Regions from separate parts of the Homo sapiens genome. Here region 1 is linked to region 2. A link is a loop called in an ENCODE intact Hi-C map of the cell type or tissue named here. Cell type or tissue: CD4-positive, alpha-beta T cell. All regions are shown on one strand.

Region 1 (8,000 bases), 400 kb before region 2:
CCGCAGGTGCAGGGAGGGACTTCCTAACCTGCATGACTTTTCCTGACCCTGTAAATTTGATTTGGAAAAACAACAAAAGCTTCTCAGGTTCTTTCAAAGATGAAACAGTTTCTTTTTTCTTTTTTTGTTTTTGTTGTTGTTGAGACAGAGTCAGCTCTGTTACCCAGGCTAGAGTGCAATGGCACCATCTTGGCTCACTGCAACCTCCATCTGCTGGGTTCTAGCGATTCTCATGCCTCCGCCTTCTGAGTAGCTGGGATTACAGGTGGGCACCACCATGCCCGGCTAAGTTTTATATTTTTAGTACAGACAGGGTTTTGCCGTGTTGGCCAGGTTGGTCTTGAACTCCTGGCCTCAAATAGTCTGCCCGCCTTGGCCTCCCAAAGTGCTGGGATTATAGGCATCAGCCACAGTGCCTGGCCCAAAGTTTCTTTCTTTTAACCAGCACCTTGGGAAGATCACCCAGACAAAGTGCAAAATAAAGTTCTAGAGTTAAAACCTCAGGGCTGTATTTACAGCCAAACCCTTGTGATAGGAAGCATATGTCCAGAAACACATCCTAAATCTCCTTTGGAGGCAGGGTAGTGCAGTGGTATAAGAAAGAGCTTGGGAATCTGACTGCCTACGTTTCTGCCTGGGTCTCCCACTTGGCAGCTCTGAGGCCTTGGGAAAAGCGCTTCTCTCTAAGAATCATGTATTGATACCTGCTGTCTGGGATTATGGTTAGGATTAAATGAAATGATCTGGGGAGAGTGCATGGTGACTAGCACTCAGTAAATGACAGTTGCTATTAGTATTATTAGTTTCATCATCCTTGATGGACCTGTCATTAAGTCACAAAATGGACTGGTTTGGGGTTTGGCCAAGGGGTAGAGAGGCAGAGGATAGGAGAGAAGACAGGAGATGAGGAGAGAGGCTGATAGACAGCTGGAGGAGTGTCCTTGGGAGTTGCCTATCTCTTGCCCTTGTTTTCACATCACCCCACAGCCTGACATTTTCTCTGATACCGAAGGTCAAGGAGAGCTTTGGCCCACTTTGCTCTGATGACTGAAGCTGGACCTGTGACTCTGTCTTTTTTTTTTTTTTGGTCTGCTGGAACTGGCTGGGTGCAGCATCCTGGCTGTTCATCCGCCCTGGGCACCCTTTTGTCTGTGCTACTCAGTTTCTGTTGTGATTCTCACCACACAGAGAGCTCAGAAACAATTTGAGTGACTATAAGTTAGCTCCTTTATGGTCAGAAATAATCCTTCCCTGAGGACAGGCGCACGGACACACTTCTGCCTTGGAAGTTGGAGTGAGAGTTGATAGGATGGACTGGAGATGAACTGGGAAGAGACTTAGAGTTCCCTTGTGGGCTAAGATGAGAAAGTTTGTACGGCTTTTTAAAAAGTAATATTTAATCACCTGTTTCCTTCATCTCCCCCACCTGTTTGGTATACAAATCATGAGTGGGGCTGGGTGCAGTGGCTCATGCCTATAACCTCAATACTTTGGGAGGCTGAGGTGGAGAATCATTTGAGCCCCACAATTTGAGTCCAGCCTGAGAAACATAGCAAGACCCTGTCTCTAAATCTAAAAAATAAATAAATAAAATATAAATAAAACTCATGGCCGGGCGCAGTGGCTCATGCCTGTAATCCCAACACTTTGGGAGGCTGAGGTAGGTGGACTGGTTGAGCCTAGGAGTTCAAGACCAGCCTAGACAACTTAGTGAGACCCTGTCTGTACAAAAAAAATACAAAAATTAGCTGGGCATGATGGCATGCGCCTGTAGTCCCACCCACTTGGGAGGCTAAGGCAGGAGAATCACTTGAGCCCAGGAGGCAAAGGTTGCAGTGAGCCAAGATGGCACCATTGCACTCCAGCCTGGGTGACAGGAGGGAAACCCTATCTCAAAAAAATATATATAATATAATAATGACTACTATTCTAGGAATGAGTCGAGAGCTCCCAGTGTCTTACCTTAACCTTTCATTTCTTAACCTTTACCTCTTGCTTCATTCTTCCATTCTATCTCCTTCTCTTCCTTAAGAGGCATAAATATAATAATTTATCATTTTCTGTGTGTCATGTACATGATGTTATTTCGTTTAAACATGTGACAGGCCTGTGGGGTACTATTATTATAACCCTATGTTAGATGACATAACTAAGATTTAGAGAAAACTTGCTTAAGTCAACAGTTAGTAGGTGGACTTGAAACCCAGATCCTTTTAACCCCAAAGACCATGTTTCCATAAATTCTTACCATTTTCAGTGTGAAGCATACTTTCACATGAGGATAAATATCATTTTCATAAAAATGTTGAGTATCCTCCCAACAAAATCCAATTTTATATTCTCCTTCTGAGAAATAAAATGGAAGCAAGGCCTTAAAAATCATCTCATTCAGTTTCCCACCAATGTAGTCATCCCTTCTCCTATAGATATGACAGATGATTATAGTTTACTATTTTCAAGGCAATTGATCTTAAAATTAATTAGAGGATTAATTGTTGAAAAAATCTTATCTTTTTTTTTCTTTGTATGTGAAGAAAAATCTTAGGAAAATCTAAGCTAAAAATCTATCACCTCTAACTTTTACCTGTTAATCCCAGAGCAACACTTAGGTGAGCCTACTCTTCTCTAAGTCATGTCCCTTTGGACAGAAAAGTCACATATCTCCTAAATCTTGTCTCTGGCAGGCCAAGTAGCATCCCCAAGTCTCTCAGTGGTTGCAGGTGGACAGTAGTTTCTGGGATCCTCACCATCTGTGTCACCATTCTCCTTTCCCTTTCCTCCTCCCCAACTGGGTGATGTCAGGAACTAAGCTCACTGTGCCAGAAGTGTCCTGGGCTCCCATAAGGTTATACTGGTGACACTTTGTAGTTATTCTGCTTTGAGGCTCAGTCTCTTCCACAATTGGAAGAGGAGAACTGAATCAGTCATCTCTCACTGCCTAACAGTCTACCCCCAAACTTAGTGGCTTCAGACAGCAATCATTTATTAGCTCATGATTCTGGGGTTTAACAATGTGGGCTGACTAACCTGGCAGATTTTCTGCTGATCTAGCCTAGGCTCACTCATATGGCTGTGGTTGGCTGGTGACTTGGTTGGACACTCTCACCCACCTTTTTTTTGTTGTTATTTTTTGGGAGTCTCACTCTGTCACCCAGGCTGGAGTACAGTGGCATGATCACAATGCATTGCAGCCTCAACCTCCAAGGCTCAAGCAATCCTCCCACCTTAACCTCCCGAGTAGCTGGGACTAGAGGCACACACCACCATGCCTGGCTAATCTTCAGATTTCATCATAGAGGTGGGGTCTCACTATGTTGCCCAAGCTGATTTCGAACACCTGGGCTCAAGTGATCCTCCTGCCTTGGCCTCCCAAAGTACTGGGATTACAGGCATGGGCCACCACACCCAGCCTGGCTGGGACTCTTGGTCCTAGATGACCTCCTTCATGTCTGGCAGTGGGCAGGCTTCAGCCAGCGTGACAGGGGTGACCAGCCCACATGTCTTTCATCCTTCAGCAGGCTAGCTTAGGCTTCTCCATATGGTGGTTGGGTTCTAACAAGAGTAAGAGAAGGCAAACCTTCATGAACTTAATAGGCACTTTTCAAGCTGTAGCACGAATTGGGCCAGATGCTTTTCTAGTCCATGTGTTCAGAAGAGTCATAGTTTCCTAAATCTGTGGCTTTAAATTTTTTGACTTGCAACTAGCTGACATACAATTTTATATTATGATGGAGGATACTTCATATCCAACCAGAAACAAATGTTTCACAGTAACAAATGTTACTATGGGTGATTAACTGTGATCTCTTCTCCTTATATTTATTTTGTGCCTGCATAACCTTCAGTTTGAGAAACACTGTCCTAGATAGTAAAACAGTTTCTCATTCTTATTGTTTCCGGACTTGGTTCCTTCCGGTGGGTTCTTGGTCTCGCTGACTTCGAGAATGAAGCCGCGGACCCTCACGGTGAGTGTTACAGTTCTTAAAGATGGTGTGTTCAGAGTTTGTTCCTTCAGATGTTCAGATGTGTTCGGAGTTTCTTCCTTCCAGTGGGTTCGTGGTCTCGCTGACTTCAGGAGTGAAGCCACAGACCTTCCCAGTGAGTGTTACAGCTCTTAAAGGTGGCGCGTTCAGAGTTGTTTGTTCCTCCAGGTGGGTTTGTGGTCTCGCTTACTTCAGGAGTGAAGCCGCAGACCTCTGTAGTGAGTGTTACAGCTCATAAAGGTAGTACAGACCCAAAGAGTGAGCAGCAGCAAGATTTATTGTGAAGAGCGAAAGAACAAAGCATCCACGGAGTAGAAGGAGACCTGAGCCGGTTGCCACCACTGGCTGGGGTGGCCAGCTTCTATTCCTTTATTTGGCCCTGCCCACAACCTGCTGATTGGTCCGTTTTACAGAGTGCTGATTGGTCCATTTTACAGAGTGCTGATTGATGCATTTTATAGAGTGCTGATTGGTGCATTTACAATCCTTTAGCTAGACACAGAGTGCTGATTGGTGCATTTACAATCCTTTAGCTAGACACAGAGTGCTGACTGGTGTGTTTTTCCAGAGTACTGATTGGTGCATTTATAATCCTTTAGCTAGACACAGAGTGCTGATTGGTGCATTTTTACAGAGTGCTGATTGGTGCGTTTACAATACTTTAGCTAGGCAGAAAAGTTCTCCAAGTCCCCACTGGACCCAAGAAGTCCAGCTGGCTTCACCTCTCATTATCATTACAGCCAGAGTCACATGTATGTCCTAAGAAAACTATATCCTCATCATTTGGATTTTCTCTACCCGGTTTTTCCAGTGCTGAAGAAAGGAAGTGGTTTGCATGGGTTATAGGCAAAAAAAGAACCAAAGAATTTGTGTTTCTCCAGTCCTGGAGGAGGAGGAGAACTCTAACCTAATAGCCCTAACACTGGCCATCTGGACAGAAATATCCCCAAGCTGAAATTAGTAATTCATGTAGCTACCTCAGCTTGATGGAAATGTCTTCAAGCATCTAAACCCTTTTCGTGTACGTTGAACTTTTTTTTTTTTTTTTTTTTTTTTTTTTTTTTTTTTTTTTTTTTTTTTGAGACGGAGTCTCGCTCTGTTGCACAGGTTGGAGTGCAGTGGCACGATCTTGGCTCACTGCAACCTCCACCTCCCGGGTTCAAGCAATTCTCCTGCCTCAGCCTCCGAGTAGCTGGGACTGCAGGCATGTGCCACCACGCCAGGCTAATTTTTTTGTATTTTTAGTAGAGACGGGGTTTCACCGTGTTAGCCAGGATGGTCTCGATCTCCTGACCTCGTGATGTGCCCGCCTCGGCCTCTCAAAGTGCTGGGTTTACAGATGTGAGCCACCGTGCCCGGCCAGGTTGAACTTTTTAAGTTGGGTTTCTTGAGTGGATCCACCCAGTGAGAGGAAGTGCCTTTTGTAGACTGTACTCCATGGTTCTCCATTGTGTGGGTCGTCTGTTGAAATTCTGCATGTGCAAACACTTTGACAACTGTAATATGTTATATAAATGTTAGAAATGATTATGGATAAATTTGCATTATCACATATAATTAAGTGACCATGCATTCACATTTGTCTTCAACTGTGGTTTATACTTGTCCCAGTCTAATTTCAGAGCATTCTCAAAAGGATCTTGTTTTAAACAACAAATCTTATGGTAACCTGCTTAAAAGGAACTCTTGTGAGTTTGAGTAACATGATTCTGATCCTCACAACCAGGACCAGCAATGATGGCAGATAAATTTCATCTCAGGCACTGACTCTAGTTGATTAATGGTGGCTGCAGAGAGTTTTGTGTTGAGAAGGATTCTGGGGAAGAGAGTAGCTTTGCCAGGAAAGGGTGCTGTGACCTACGATAGCAAGCTGGGGTGGGGATTGGGGTGGGGACTGACAGCATCTAGCTTGGACTGATTTACTACTACCAATTTTACTACTACTCATATTTAAATTTACTACTACTTGGACTAGTTACTTCTACCAAAGGAGAACCCATCTGTGAGGCCTTGACTGACACAGCCAGCTCATGCTCAGCTTTGGCCCACAGCTGCACAAATGTTAGATTCAGTAGTAAGGACTATCCCGGTTAACCCCTTAAGCACTTTATGTGTTATCTGAGTTAATCCTCACAGTATGAGGTACTGTATTGTCATCATCCTTATTTTATAATAAGTCTGAGCTTACAGAAGTTATGTAATGTGTTCTAAGTTACACAGATACTATGCAGTAGAGTGGTTGAAGTTCTCTGCCTTCCTGCCCACTTGAAATGTGGCTATTCGGACTACATTTAAATGTTAACTAATTAAAATGTAAATACTATGTGTAGCTACGTATGCAGTGGAGCTCTACATACTTATTTTCTCCTTGCTTTTTCATGTAACTGTGTCTTGAAGCCCTTTCCATATCTATACATAAAGAACATCTTCATTCTTTTTTATACTTGTATAATATTGCTGGGTATAGGTATGCTTTTGTTTAATCAGTTTCCTCTTGATGGATATTCTAAGAGTTCTGCAGTGAATAGCCTTATACTGAACCATCTGCATATATGTTGGTGGAAGCCAGAACAATACATGAGAAATAATTTAGTCATGATTTCTTATTTCATTTTTCACTTTGTAATAAGCAAGTATGAGGAAGGTGGACAGTAACATTCCAGCTGTAGAGGGCCTAGAAACATAAGCAGAAAAGAGATTTGTTTGTTCTGGATTACCTAGCATGTCTGGTGTAGAGCTCAGGTTTGAAAGCTGAGATTTTGCATTGTTGAGACTCTGGTGGATGTTTGGAAATGGTTTTCAGTAATTCTCATTATCCAGGAATGCGGGCAGGGGTGTATAGTCTTTCAGTTGTTATGTCAACAGAGACCAAGTGCCAGGTGGCTGTTAGAATTTGCACTGCATGGTTCTTTCCATTATCAATAGATGGGCTTGCAGAATGTATTTATCTAAAAAGTTTGTGCTAGGATGTAGAATATGCTTGTTTGAAGCACCATGGACAGTTTGGTTCTCTGCCATCCTTGCTTAAGACTGGTGGTCCTTAAAGGCAATTTGAGACTGTGACTTAGACATTCTCCAGGACCCTGTGTGTTGTTCTCCTGAGTGGGCAGGTAGATTCTCCTGCTACCTATGTCTTTGATTCCGATCTGAATTAATCACTGACCATTCCTCCATTCACTCAGATGAACATTGTTCCCATGGTGTGTGGGGTTGATAGCATGGCTGACCAGGTCATGGATAGCCATTTTTGTACAGGCTGACAGAGGTGTGGTCCATCCCAAACTGCTCCTACTTGGCTGCTCTGAAAACATATTGAAGTAAGTATCAACTAAAATGAGACTTAGGGGGCATCTGTGGATTTCAGTTAAACCTCCATAGCTTCTATTTTCTGGTTGGCTAACAGGCCTTGGGACTTGCTGAAACTTGTCTGCTTTGGATTCGGGGTCTGTTAAAATATCTAAATGGGAATGATTTAAAATCAGAATAAAAAAATAAACTAACACATGCCTGTTTGGGAAAATTTGGAAAAGATAGGCAAGTATGAAGAACACAATAACATTTGCTTGTAAACTTACCAACAAGAAAGGATGTATTCATGCAACAAATGTTTGTTGTGCATCTACTATGTCAACACTTCAATGTGCATGTGAATCTCTTGGGGATTGTGTTACAGAGCAGATTCTGATTCAGCAGGTCTGGGGTAGGGCCTGAGGTTCAGCATTTCTAACACGCTCTCAGGGATATATTCACTGCTGGTCCACGAACTGCACTTTTAATAGGATCTGACCATAGGCTGGGTCTTATGCTTGTTCTTGTGTGTTTTCTTGCCATCCTTTTTAAGTGTGTATGTTTTTTTAATTGTGACAAAATACACATAACATAAAATTTACCACCTTAACCATTTTTAAGCATACGGTTTAGTAGGGTTAAGAATGTTCACATTGTTCGTATTGAAAACAATGAAAATATTGAAAAGAATTAGATCTCCAGAATTCTTTTCATCTTGCAAATCTGAAA
Region 2 (8,000 bases):
AGAGATGCAGCATAATTTATTGCAAAAGAAAAAAAAATTTTGAAAGCTAAGTACAAAATAGACATCACACCCTGAGAGAGAGAGAGAATTCAGGGCAGGCTGCTCGTAAGGATGAGACAACATTGATTATTGCTGGAGGTTATTGCTAATCATGTATTATTTGCATGATTATTCATAAGGAGGTGGGAAGAAGTGTTACCGTTAGGTTCGTGCAAGAGTAATCGCGGTTTTGGCCATTACTTTAAATGCAAAAACCACAATTACTTTTGCACCAACCTAGTAGTAAGCATCTTCTGGTTGGTCCTCTGGCTGCACATGTGCAGTAGCTGTGCACCCATGTTCCTCCCTCAGGTGTCCCATTAGCATTGTAAATCTCCACCCAAGGGCATGTTTTTTGCTATTATAATGAGCAAAAGGTCAGTTTGAGGACAGGTAAAATCAAAGTGCTCATGCTCTCTATAGAAGAAATTTCCTACTGAAGATAGCTTTGCTCGACTGAGTTCAATCACAATTCAAATGCTGAGGCTTATTGTGTTGACTGTTGGGGTCACCATGGTTGCTGCGTCCTGAGGATATGGGCACTTCCTTGACTGCCTATCCTGCCTCAGTACTACTTTTTCAGTTCAGAGTTTAATTTTTTTCAGCAGTTCCTGCTAAACAATTTTTCACTGGCCCTCTTATCGGTATTAGCACAGTTAGGCAATACTGTGGATACAAAGTTAGATTATAGACGCTATCCTACAATGATACCACAGTAATGTCCACAAAGAACTATGTTACAAAATAGAAAGAGATATGTGTTATAGAAGAGATACAAATTAAATATGTTGCTAATTCGGAGCAGAGAGAAATAACTTTCAGTTTAAAGGATCACTACAGTGGAGCTTCAAGATGGGGTTAAACTATACTTCGGTTTGGACATGCAGATACAGGGCAGAAAGTATTCAGGCAGTAGGGTGGTATGAAGGAAGGCAAAGAAAGTGTGCATAGGCACAGTGAATGAAGGGAGCAGGAAAGGACAGAGTAGTTAAGGAATATAAGCTCGAGATCAAATTTTGGAAGGCTTTGAAAATCAAGCTAAGGAACTGGGCCTTTCCATTATTGTTGGGTAATGAAGAACCCCCAACGAGTTTTAGGAAGGGGAGTGAAATGATCGGAGCTTTTCCTTGGGGATATTTTTCTAGTAGCCTTGAGCGCAGTGGTTACAGAGATCCAAGTAAGGGCTATTGTAAAAGTTCAGGAGAGAGGGAATAGAAGCTTAAACTCTGACGTTAATCATGGGGATGGCACCAAGAGAACCTTGGAGGTAAAACCAGTGAGATTTGAGGACTGATTTGTTTAGAGAGTAAGAAAGGAACTGGAGCAGGTGCCAATATTTCAAGTCTGGGTAACAAGGAGATTGAGGGAGAATAATAACAGAGAGGTAATATAGGAGGCAGTAACTCTTATTGATGTCAAAGTACAAATTTCAAAAAATTAAAAAGATAACTTTCATACAAGCATATAGTAAGCCTGCTTCAAAGATTTATCTAATTTATTAATAGGCTGGGCTCATGCCTGTAATCCAGGCAGGAGGATTCCTTGTGTCCAGGAGTTCGAGACCAGACTAGACCCCATCTCTAAAAAAAAAAAAAGAAAGAAAGAAAAAAAAATTAGCTGAGTGTGGAGGCATATGCCTGTAGTCCCAGCTACTTGGGAGGTTGAGGTAGAAGGATCGCTTGAGCCCGGGAAGTTGAGGCTACAGTGAGCCTTGATTGTGCCATTGTGCCACTGCACTTCAGCCCAGGTGACAGAGTGAGACCTTGTCTTAAAAAAATAAAATAAAATAAAATATTGCCTTTCCAACTTGGACCCAACAGAATGGCTTCCGCAAAGAAGGGTGGCCAAAAGAAAAAGGGCCGTTCTGCTATCAACGAGGTGGTGACCCAAGAATACACCATCAACATTCACAAGCGCACCCATGGAGTGCGCTTCAAGAAGTGTGCCCCTTGGGCACTCAAAGAGATTCGGAAATTTGCCATGAAGGAGATGGTAGCTCCAGACATGTGCGTTGCTACCAGGCTCAACAAAGCTGTCTGGGCCAAAGGAATAAGGAATGTCTCATACCGAATCCGTGTGCGATTATCCAGAATAAGGATGAAGATTCACCAAATAAGCTCTATACTTTGGTTACCTATGTACCGGTTACCACTTTCAAAAATCTACAGACAGTCAATGTGGATGAGAACTAATTGCTGATGGTCAAATACATCAAAGTTATAAAATTGCAAAAAAAAAACAACCTAATTTATTAGTTAAGTAATCAGAAGAATGTAAAACTGGTTTATAGGCGGTTATGAGAGGGGTGTGTGTGTGTGTGTGTGTGTGTGTGTGTGTGTGTGTGTATTCAGTGAAAGAAAAAAAATAATGCTAAGATAAGATTGCTAGGTTAAATCCAAAACTGGTTTATGGTTTACCGGAAAATAAAATTGTTATCTTTGTGATGAACTCTAACACAGATAAATCATTTTTATCTCCCTCTAACAAAAATAATTTGCAATTTACCAATTTTCTATAATTAATACCTTAATTATGGAATCTGGGCCCAACTCAGTAATAAATACTAACTCAAAGAAAATTGTCTTTCCCTAGACGATCAGATGACCCTTAGGAGGGTTTTGTAGACCATGCTCTAGTCTAGGGGTCTGCAAACTTTTTCTTTAAAGAACCGGATAGTAACTATTTTAGGCTATGAGAGCCATATGGTCTCTGTCGCAACTACTCAACTCAACTGTTGTTGTAAAACAAAAGCAGCTGTGGATGATATAGTAACAAATGGGTGTGGCTGTGTTCCAATACAACTTTTATAACAGCAGGCAATAGGCTGAGCGCCGTGGCTCACGCCTGTAATCCTAGAACTTTGGGAGGGCAAGGCAGGCGGATCACCTGAAGTCAGGAGTTCAAGAGCAGCCTGGCCAACATGGTGAAACCCCCTCTAAAATACAAAAATTAGCTGGGAATAATGGCAGGTGCCTGTAATCCCAGCTACTCAGGAGGCTGAGACAGGAGAATCGCTTGAACCCAGGAGATGGTGGTTGCAGTGAGCCGAGATCACGCCACTGCACTCCAGCCTAGGCGACACTGTCTCAAAAACATAAAATTAAATTAAAAATTAAAATTAAAAAATAATAAAAGCGGGCAGTAGGCTGGATTTGGCCCACAAACCATAGTTTGCTAGCCCCTGCTCTAGTTCAGTAGTTCTCAAACTTAAGTGATCATGAGAATCCCCCGGAAGGCTTGTTAAACCACAGATTGCTGGATCCAACTTCCAGAGTTTCAGACTCAGTAGATCTTGGGTGGAACCTGAAAATTTGCACTCCTAACAAGTTCCCAGGTGATGATGATGCTGCTGGTCTAGGGACCACACTCCACACTTTGAGAACTACTGTGCTAATATGACATTGAAAGGGCACTTGGTAATCCTTATTTCCAGGTTTTGGGTCATTTGTTCCAACAAAGGGAAGATGAAGAACTCAGATTAGGGCACACTGAGATTGAGGTGCCAGAGGGCATCAAGCGGAGTTTGTGGTAAATAGTTTCAAATTTGGATCTGGAGGCTGGGCGCGGTGGCTCACACCTGTAATGCGAGCACTTTGGGAGGCCGATATGGGCCAATGACTTGAGGCTAGGAGTTCAAGACCAGCCCAGCCAACATGGTGAAACCCTGTCTCTACTAAAAATACAAAAATCAGTCGGGCGTAGTGGCGCATGACTGTAATCCCAGCTACTCGGGAGGCTGAGGCACCAGCTCTGTTTAAAAAAAAAAAAAAAGGATCTGGAGCATTGGAGGAAATAAAGCATTTGGGAAATACTCATAGAACTAAATAGTTACAGTCATAAAAGTGCTAAGGGGATGAACTTATAGGAAGAAGAGGATTTAGGCCAGAACTTTGGAAGGAGTAGGAAAGAAGGTGAAGAAGAGCCAAGAAAATAAAGCAGTGGTTAAAGAGCGGGAAGAGACAAGAGCAGTGATGTGAAGGCAAAGAAGAGTCTTAAATTGTATGAATATTTCCAAATTCCACAAAGTGTCCAAGAATGCCAGATAAGCAAGAACTTTGGATCAGAGATCTCCTAGGAGAGACAGCTTATCAAAGTTCCTCTCCCAACAAAACTAGACTAGAGAATAAGCAAGTAACATCATCAACCTCCACATTTTCTTTACACCAGCAGAGGGCCGCAAAGGCAAAGGAATGCTAAGGCTTCTGCACTCACCAGTGCAGGGTTAGTTCTTAGGTGTCATTAGGGGAAAAGATTGTGTGTCACTTAACCTCCTTGCTTCCATCATTATTTGGTTATTTTAGTCCAGGACAGTTTGACCACGTGAGTGAGGGATGTGATAAAGAAAGGAAGGAGCTTCTGAGTGCCTGGGGAAGGGAAAGGGTGGGGTCCAATTTGGAATTTGGATTGCAGGGAGACCCTGTCATCCCCAGGCAGCCCTAACACAAAGTCTAACCTCATAATGAGTGCCATTGCAGGTCATACAATCAATCTTACAGGTTTTGTCTTCATTATTGATTAAATTTTATTTTTTGAAAATATGAAACATTGATAAAGGTTTCAAAAGTAGAAACATACAAAAAGGTTCACTTAGAGAAATGTCACTCAGTCTCTATGCCTTCCACCTGATTCCCACCCACCCCTCCACTGTAAGTAACAAATTTTGTTAGTTTCTGGTTATCTTTCCTGTGTTTCTTTAGTGGAAAGGGACAGATACAGATGGGTATGTGTGTTACATATATATTAGTACTTTTTATTTTCATTTATCAATACATCCTAGAAGTTACTCTATATCAGTTCATAGAAATCAATTTCATTTGAAAAAAATTGTAGTTACTCCATCATGCAGCTATGTCACAGTTTATTTAGCCAGTTTCCTATCCATACGCATTTAGGTTGTTCCCACTATTTTGCAATTACAAATGGTGAATAAATCTGTGAATGTTACTTTTATATTGTGAATAATACTTTTGTATTACTTTTGTATCTTTAGGGTCAGTTCCTAGGCATGTGATTACTGAGTAGGCATATGCAATTTTGTTAAACTGCAAATTTCATTCACTAGAGGCTATATACTATTTGGCACTCCCTCGAGCAGTGAAGGAGTGCATGTATTTCTCCATTGCCTCTCCAACACTGTGGTCAAGCCTTTGAATTTTTTTCATTCTGATAGGGAGAAATAATATTTCAGTGTAGTTTTTTTTTCTTTGTTTGAGACAGACTTTCCCTCTGTCACCCAGTCTGGAGTGCAATGGCATGATCTTGGCTCACTGCAACCTCTGCCTTCCCGGCTCAAGCAATTCTCCTGCCTCAGCCTCCTAAGTAGCTGGAACTACAGGCATGCACTACCACGCCCGACTAATTTTTGCATTTTTAGTAGAGACAGGGTTTCACCATGTTGGCCAGGCTGGTCTCGAACTCCTGACCTGAACTGATCCACTAGCATTGACCTCCCAAAGTGCTGAGATCACAGGTATGAGCCACCGCGCCCGGCCTCAGTGTAGTTTTAATGTGTACTTCTCCCATGAGGAAAGCTGAACATATTTTCATATCAAGGGCCATTTTTATGTTATTTTTGATTTGTCTGTTCATGTCTTTTTTTTTTTTTTTTTTTTTGAGACAGAATCTTGCTCTGTTGCCAGGTTGGAGTGTAGGGACGCAACCTCGGCTCACTGCAATCTCTGCCTCTCAGGTTCAAGCGATTCTCCTGCCTCAGCCTCCCGAGTAGCTGGGACTACAGGCACGTGCCACCACACCCGGCTAATTTTTTGTATTTTAGTAGAGATGGGGTTTCACCATGTTGGCCAGGATGGTCTCGATCTCCTGACCTTGTGATCTGCCTGCCTCAGCCTCCCAAAGTGCTGGGATTACAGGCGTGAGCCACCGCGCCCGGCCAAGACAGGGTTTTGCTTTGTCGCCCAGAGCTGGATGGAGTACAATGGCTTGATCTCAGCTTACTGCAACCTCCTACACCCGGGCTCAAGCCATCCTCCTGCCTCAGCCTCCTGAGTAGCTGGGACTATAGGCACGCACACCCAGCTAATTTTTGTATTTTTTTGTACACCACCAGGGGTTCCTTACAGAGGTTCTGTAAAGTAGACTATTTTCAAAAGACTACTAAGAAGTCATTTGCCTTTTTCACTGAGGACATTTGTTTGCACTGCTAGTGGAGTAAAACTGCCAGCACCGTAGCACAAAACAAGGCAGTGGTGCCAAACTCTATTTGTAGTCATTGTATTCTTCACCACTACATGGGAAAAAATAAAGCCAGTTTCACTTAAAAAATTCCCTTGATGAACAAGTAAATGATTAATTTTGTTACATTGCAGTCATTTAGTACCAGTCCTTTTACAATTGTATGTGATAAGATAGGAAGTACACCTATAGCATTTCTGCTGCATGCTGAGTGACAATGGCAGCTCTAGGAGAAGAACTGGTGCTATTGAGTTATAAGTAAGCAAAACTAGCCACTTTTTTCACCATCTTACTTGAAAGAACAGGTTTCCAGATTTAGGTATTTGGCAGACATTTTCTCAAAAATGAACAAAATAAGCCTGTCAATACAAGGAATACAACTGACAGCATTTGTTGCCATTCATAACATTTGAACTTTCCAATAAAATTAGCATTTTGGAACACTTGTATGTAACCAGTGAGCTTGATAGCTTCCCAACACTTAGACTTTTCTAGTGAGATTAGTAGTAATATTAACAAATGGGCCTTTTTTTTTTTTTTTTTTTTTTTTTTTGAGACAGAGTCTCCCTATGTTGCCCAGGCTGGTCTCAAACTCCTAGGCTCAAGTGGTCCTCGCATCTCAGCCTCCTGAGTAGCTGGGACTACAGGTGTGCACCACCATGTCAGGCTACAGTGTGATTTTTTTGAAGAAATGTCAATATTTGGAAGATCCTTTTTTGTGTGATTTTTTTAATGAAATATCAATACTTGGAAGATCCTTGAAACTCAGTAAACTGATATTTTCTAAAAGATCAATAAATTGATGTTACAAACTCACATAGGGGTAACAATCTATTCAAAGTGTAGGATAGGACCAGGTGCGGTGGCTGACGCCTGTAATCCCAGCACTTTGTGAGGCCAAGGCAGGTGGATCACTTCAGTCCAGGAGTTAAAGACCAGCCTGGGCAACATTGTGAAACCCCATCTCTACAAAAAAATACAAAAAAAAATTAGCTGGGTGTGATGATGTGCCCTGGAAGTCCCAGCAACTCTGGAGGCTGAGGTGGGAGGATCGCTTGAGCCTAGGAGGTGGAGGTTGCAGTGAGCTGAGATGGAGCCACTGCACTCCAGCCTGGGTGACAGAGCTGTCTCAAAAAAAATTAAAATTAAAATTTAAAAAAATTTTTTTAAAAGAGTAGGATAGACCAATGGATTCCACACTACATTTAATCCTTAAAAAACTAACACTTGTCAAGTTTTAGCCTCAAAAAAGAAAATTCACAATTATTTGGAAAAGCTATTAAAATATTCCTATCTTTTCCACCTACATATCTGTGAAGCTGGATTTTCTTTATAGAATTCAACCAAAACAACGTAACACATAAAATTGAATGCAGCAAATATGAGAATGCAGCTGTTCTTCTATCACGCAAGACATTAAAGAGATTTACAAAAATATAAAACAATGACATTATTTTCAATACTTTTTTGTTTGTTTGGGGAAAGTTATATTCCATTAAAAATGTTATTTATGTTAACCCATAAAAATTATTTGTTATTTATAAATGAACTAATATTTAAAATGTTTAAGTTTTATTCCAATATGGTAAATATAAATGAATATTACAAACATTTTCAAAAGCTCTTTGGGGTCCTTAACAAGTAGGAGTGCAAAGAAGTCCTGTGACCAAAAAATTTGAGAATTACTGTATTTAAGTTTTAAAAAATATTCCTAACCCAAGATAAGATGGAAAAGAGTTGTTACCAACTAATTCTAAAAAGACTGTGGT

Evidence for each region. Peaks named below come from ENCODE experiments on the same cell type or tissue, not always from the same donor. Only the 100,000 strongest peaks of a DNase experiment are listed, where the experiment ranks them.
Region 1: a loop joins it to region 2, with 2.2 times the contacts of the local background. A loop is called at or near these places in 3 of 110 quality-filtered maps.

The regions. Positions count from the first base shown.
Region 1 is chr3:32,110,744-32,118,743 of GRCh38, forward strand. The region is part of intron 1 of GPD1L (glycerol-3-phosphate dehydrogenase 1 like); the gene reads left to right. Among named protein-coding and RNA genes, the nearest start is that of GPD1L, 8.1 kb to the left of the region's middle. In CD4-positive, alpha-beta T cell, no CTCF peak of the experiment used is centred here; a DNase peak (open chromatin) is centred at 4,248; H3K4me3 peaks cover 1,212 bases; H3K27ac peaks cover 1,687 bases.
Region 2 is chr3:32,506,095-32,514,094 of GRCh38, forward strand. MIR548AY (microRNA 548ay) reads right to left here and starts at 295; the gene lies at 189-295. It also overlaps the pseudogene RPL31P18. In CD4-positive, alpha-beta T cell, a CTCF peak has its summit at 4,214 (motif pointing right); a DNase peak (open chromatin) is centred at 4,227.